2 separate regions of the Mus musculus genome follow, and region 2 is linked to region 1. Evidence: chromatin contacts called from ENCODE Hi-C or POLR2A ChIA-PET data. All regions are on one chromosome and are shown on one strand. Each heading gives the region's core, a stretch centred on a gene start or an enhancer-like site at or near the end of the contact. The rest is flanking DNA. Distances are from core to core; before and after follow the strand shown.

Region 1 (2,834 bases), core at 184-2,683:
CAGTCATACCCTTCCCCTCCCTCTAAGGTATCCAGCCTTCTGTCACCTGGTATCGAGTCCAGGCCCCTCCCTTTCACCCTGTTCTGACCACGCCCCGTTTCTGACCATTCTGATGAAGTAGGAACAGGTGGCAGGTGGAAGTCAGAGAGCATCCTACAGGAGGAGTTCTCTCTTTTACCATGAGGACCCTGATGTTTGAAAGCAGATTGTAAATCTTAATGTGTAAATGTGCTTGCCAGCTGAGCCATCTTGCCTTCTAAGATCCTAATTATCTCACGAGGTTGTCTGGATAAAAAACGGATACAATGGCAATATTAGGAAATCGCTTCAAACCAGGTCCAAGACATATTTCTATAAGAATAATTGCTAACTATCATTAACAAAGGACCTAAAATACATGTCGGGCACAAAGTCAGGTACCTTAGCATACATTCCTCTAGCCACAGTCCTGCTTGTACCAGTTAACCCTTGTCTCAGCTTTAACAATGGCAAAACAAACCCGGGGGAATTTACCTGACGCCCATTCTGGAACCCAACGTATTTTAAGCTTTAGTTTGCCATGTGTACCCGGGAAGTTCGTGTTCCTTGCTGGTAGAGAGGGTTGTGTGCATGCAGCTCAGCTTTGCTTCTTGAAGGAGTGGCAGAAGAGAGCCACAGGCTCAGGGATGCCACCAAGTGTCAGAGGCAGATGATACAATCCAGGTGGAGCACATCCCGCATCCCCCACTCTTTCTGGTCAGGGGCTCAACAGAGTTTCTCACATCCCCAGCCAGGTCCCAAGCGGCCTTTGAGCCACATTTTTTGGCTCCAGAAGACAGGAACAGCAAGAAAACGACGTGCTAGAAGATGGGGGACTCAGACTTCCTCGGACCCAAAGGTTCTCGGGGCATCCCCTCCCTCCCCACGTCCTACATAACGGGCCATCTGTTCTGGGGCTGAATAAACAAGAGACGGGAAGCAGCGGCCCCCTGCCCCCCAGCCCCAGTACTGCACAATGCGCCTTTCTCCAAGAGGACGCCACCCGGGCGCCTATGAGCACGCTCGTCTGAACTCCCCTCCCTCTGCCAGCATAGCAATAGCCACAAACCGACCCCGTGAAAACCAAATTTTTTTTTTTTTTTTTTAGAAAAGGAAAACAAAAAAAGAAATCCAACAAAGCTCGCGGCGAGTGTAGCAGTCCTTCCCCACCAGCACCTCCCCATCCCCTCATCCCCATCCCCTAAATCTGGCTCCTGGTCCAGGTGAGGCCAGCTCGAAGGCAGCGCGTGGGGCCCGCCAGCGCCCCCTCCTGGACGGTCCAGGCTGCGGGGCTCGGCCTCGGTCTCGCGTGGCTGCTCAGACAGCGTGCGACCCTCACTTTCGGCTAGCCAGCTGGTTCTCCAGCTCCTCCAGGCGCTCTGTCAGCCGAGCCAGTGAGCGGTTAAGGAAGATGTGGTCTCAGAGATCCCTTCACCCGCCCTGCAACCCGCACCTCCAGCCCCAAAGGATATGGTTCTGCGTCAGGCTCTCGAGCGCCCCCAGCGTGCGGCCCTGGAACTCCACGAGGCTTTCGCATTCGCAGGGACTCCGAAGCTCTGTCCCCGCGCCAATGCCCTCCTCTGCAAGGAGAGAGCCAAGAGTCAAAGGAATGAGGAACCAAAAGGGAGCCCACCAGGCTGTGGCTTCGACCTTCTGATACACCTCTACCGAGTCGATGGTGTACATGCAGGCTTTGGATTTAGACCTAGCCTGAGTCCCAGCCAAATAGCACAGAAGTCCTGGGGGAAACTCAACCCCTCAAGTCTCAATTCCCCCGCATCCGTAAAATGGATATAATGAAAGAAGCTACCCACTAGTGGTTATGAGATTAGACGATTTGCGTATGTGGACCCACTTGCAAGAGAAATTCTCCAACCCTTATGCTTGCTGGGATTACCACAGAGCTTGCTAGAATCCAGATTTCGACTCAGAGTAAAAATCTGCACTTTCACTAAGCTCCTGAAACACATTAATTCTGAAGTCCATGGGTTTCACTTTGATTAGAAAAAGTCTAGATGGATGAGCTGGTCCAAATGAGACCACGACAAACAATGGACATGTTCTCTATCTGTCTGTCCTGGCCGATTCAATACCCAAAAGCCACCTGGAGCTTAAGACACTTGAAATGTGGCGGGTACAACTGAAGAACTCAGTTTTTATTCTGTGTTATTGTGACCAATTGTAATTCATCATACACACGTAGCGACTGAATACCGTACTGGCACAATATCTAGAGCAATGCCAGGCACAAGTCAACCCTGTACTGTGTATTTCTAGTAAACCAGCATTCCGTGGACAAGCAGTATTAGCATAACCTAGGAATATGTCATAATGGCAAATTATCAAACCCTATCCCAGACCTAGTGAGTCAGGATGAAGTGCAACAATATGCGATTCCACTGATTCTGATGAAATTAATGTTTAAATTATAGGTCCAAGTCAGGCGTGGTGGTACATGCCTTTGGTCCCAGCGCTCAAGAGGCATAGGCAGAAGGAAGGATCTCTGTGAGTTTGAGGCCAGTCTGATCTACAGAGTGAGTTCCAGGAGGACAGCCAAAGCTACACAGAGAAACCCCGTCTCAAACGCAAAAACAAAAAATTATGGATCCAAGTTTATCTCCACACACACACTTCAACATCTAAGAGTAGAGTAGAGATAAACTTGGTTGTCTATGTTTCCTTAACAGTACAGAAAATGGTGGGGAATATTACGGAGATAGCATCACTGCTGGTCCACGCCATTTTCTATTTTAATGTTTTATTATGTATGTGTATGATACATGTGTGAGGGCAGACCACAGCATTCATGTCAACAT
Region 2 (2,834 bases), core at 165-2,664, 120 kb after region 1:
GGAGTGACGGGACTTGGGGACAGAGCATTTCCTCTAAACTCTCTAAGCTGGTGTGCACCTGACCATGGTCTTCTCCAACAGTGTAGCACAAGGCAGTGGTATCTGGGGAAAGGGCTAGGGGTGCCCAGTCAGGCACTTGGGCATGGTGAGCCAGGCTAGAAGATGGGGTAGGTGGGAGGAAGAAAGGAAGGCTTCTGTCCCGAGAACTCTCAGGGAAGGACTAGGGAGGATGAGGCCCTGAAGACAGGGAGTAGCTCTTCACAGTTTCTGTTTACCTTGTAACCTGCCTCCATCCTCTTCATTAGACAGACGTCAGCATCTTTCACATGCCTGCCAGGATAGTGCAGGACACTATAGTGGGTTCCTTGTGGACTATAGGAGTCAGAGAGCTCTGTCTTTGCTTCTGTTCATCAACCCCACCCCCACCCCCAAGCACTAAGAATCTACGAGTATTAATTTAGAAGAAGAAGAAGGGCTGGAGAGATGGCTCATCGGGTAAGAGCACTGACTGCTTTTCCAAAGGTCCTGAGTTCAATTCCCAGCAACCACGTGGTGGCTCACAACCATCTGTAATGAGATCTGATGCCCTCTTCTGGTGTGTCTGAAGACAGCTACAGTGTACTCATATAAATAAAATAAATCTTTAAAAAAAAAAAAAAAAAAAAAAAAGAAGAAGAAGAAGAAGAGGAGGAAGAGGAGGAGGAGGAGGAGGAGGAGGAGGAGGAGGAGGAGGAGGAGAAGAAGAAGAAGAAGAAGAAGAAAGAAGAAAGAAGAAAGAAGAAAGAAAAAGAAGAAAGAAGAAAGAAGAAAGAAGAAAGAAGAAAGAAGAAGAAGAAGAACAACAACAACAACAACCACCCTAGGGAATTCTATGTTACACGCTGTGTTCTGTCTTGGAGCAGGTAAGCTGCCAGGCAGGGACAGTCACCAAGCACTGGCCTCTTGTTGAACAGAGGCTGACCACGTACTGGACTAAGCTCCTTACAAGTAACTCTCTTCTCATAACAATCCTATGAGGTATTATGTTTGTTTACAGATGACCCTAAGGGCTTAAGGATCCTTAGTCTGTGAGAAATGGGGCAGGGATTAGAGCTCAGACAGCCTGATTTGTAACCCGTGCTCATACCACCGCAGCCCCTTCAACAGGAGAGTGAGCCACTACCCTAGGTAGAAAAGAAGGAAATGCCTATGCTAAGCCAGTAAATGAGAATGTTCTAGCGAGGTCAGAAGGAGAGGGAGAGGGAACTAATTTGAGAGGCACAAAGCTGGCAACAGCTGCCCCTGCTGGGTGTTCTCAGGGAAGGAGGCTCACGGGGGGGGGGGGGGGGGGGGGGGTGCGGCGGCAGTGCAGGTCCTGTATAACCAGAGTCTGAAGGGATCGGCCATGGAAAAAACCCCTTCCACCCACAGCAGAACCGAACAGGAGGCACAGAGGTCTGGATTGAGGCAGGGCCTCTGCCTGGGCAGGAAAGGCTGGGAGACAGAGGAAAGGTGGAGCCACCCTTGCTTAGCTTATCTCATAGTTTCCAGAGTCCGCTTGGTCTGTGCTCCTGCCTCTGGTACCTCCTCCTCCATGAAGCCTTCGCTGTCCCTTTCCGTACCTTCAGTGGTCATATCTTCAAACGGGCTTCTACAGTCATGCAATAACTAGTTCACTCACCCACTGGTCTTTCTGGATTTCTTTTTTTCTATCCATTCTACTCAGTCAACAAATATTTATCTAGTATTGGCTGTATGCTAAGCAATGTTCTAGGCACTGGGGACCTAGCCATGAACCACGAAGGGAACCTCCACACTCAGCGAAGGAGGCAGATAGTAAACACATTATGAAAAAGATTAAGCAAGATGCCTGTGAGGTCACACATGGGAAAGGCCTCCAAAGGGGTGACAGCAAACGGGTAGATGGGGCTCCTGTCTATTTGAGTCAAGCATCTCAGCTTGGGCTAGATCCACAGTAGGGTTCCATCCTCTCTTCACTCCCCTTGGAGCCTAGGCCAGTGCTCTTCCTGGTGTGATTTCACAGGATCCAGTGTGGTCTTTGGCAAATCCAAGAGGATACCAGGGCATGTATAATGTGTAACATTGAGGAGTAGCCCCAGACACCAGTGTCATCCCCAAAGACAAGAGTGTCATGGAAATGACAGCATGGAGTCCCCAGTTCTGGCTTCCGTTTGATCTGATGTAGCTGTTTCCCAAGCAGCAAGAGCAAATGGCTAGACCAGGTGCAGGACCAGAAGCGGTGATTGGGAAAGGGAGGGATCCCCATGCCCGGTCAGGGCAAACCCACATTCATTGTCAAAGAATGTAACAATGGCCCTTGTCCAACCTTAGAAAGAAAGGAAGCTGACTCACGGATGAGCCCTGAGGACATTATGCCAACTGTGGGCGGAGGAGTGGAGTCCCACCCAAGCTCATGGAGACTCCCCGACCTTCTTCCACTCCCTCTGCAGGCTCTTCTCACACGTGTTTCCTGCTAGGCAGGAAGAGCATTCAGGAGCTTGGAATGGAACGGCAGGTGAAAAAACAGTAGTTCAGGCTCTGGGGAGAGTGCAGACTCTCCAGAGCAGAGCGCAGTTCATCCTGGCTCCTAGGAGACACCCCTCCCGCCCACCTCTCCTAGGAGGGAAATTTGCTTCTCTGTCTTCATCATCTTTCTGAGGGCAGTGAGGGTTTGTGGGTAGGGGGTGGGATGAGACAGATTTGATGGCCCTAAGAGCTGTGACAGCTCTAAGTCATTTTCTGGGATAGACCCAAGGCCCTGTTAGAGTCTCCCGTCAGCTCTCTTGGAGTACTAGAGGAGACAGGTTCAGAACAATCTTGGCGCGAAGGTGACA

Evidence for each region. A loop is a pair of places that touch in the nucleus more often than their neighbours do. ChIA-PET counts read pairs that join two places held with the same protein, here RNA polymerase II (POLR2A).
Region 2: POLR2A ChIA-PET joins it to region 1 with 17 read pairs in embryonic stem cell. The contact joins two enhancer-like sites. A Hi-C loop is called at or near these places in 4 of 37 maps with a recorded cell type or tissue (CH12.LX, gastrocnemius and mouse embryonic stem cell). POLR2A ChIA-PET finds 5 or more read pairs at or near these places in 4 of 5 experiments (Patski and embryonic stem cell).

What each region holds. Positions count from the first base shown.
Region 1 is chr2:164,388,303-164,391,136 of GRCm38, forward strand. Matn4 (matrilin 4) reads right to left here. Exons shown (of 11, transcript NM_013592.4): 10 at 1,491-1,598; 11 at 1,091-1,412. The coding sequence ends at 1,354. Among named protein-coding and RNA genes, the nearest start is that of Rbpjl, 13 kb to the right of the region's middle. Within about 2 kb of position 1,434, at least 1 of the 3 ENCODE cell types and tissues checked has a DNase peak (open chromatin) inside an H3K27ac peak, as active enhancers do.
Region 2 is chr2:164,511,242-164,514,075 of GRCm38, forward strand. No RefSeq gene overlaps it. Among named protein-coding and RNA genes, the nearest start is that of Pigt, 15 kb to the left of the region's middle. Within about 2 kb of position 1,415, at least 1 of the 3 ENCODE cell types and tissues checked has a DNase peak (open chromatin) inside an H3K27ac peak, as active enhancers do.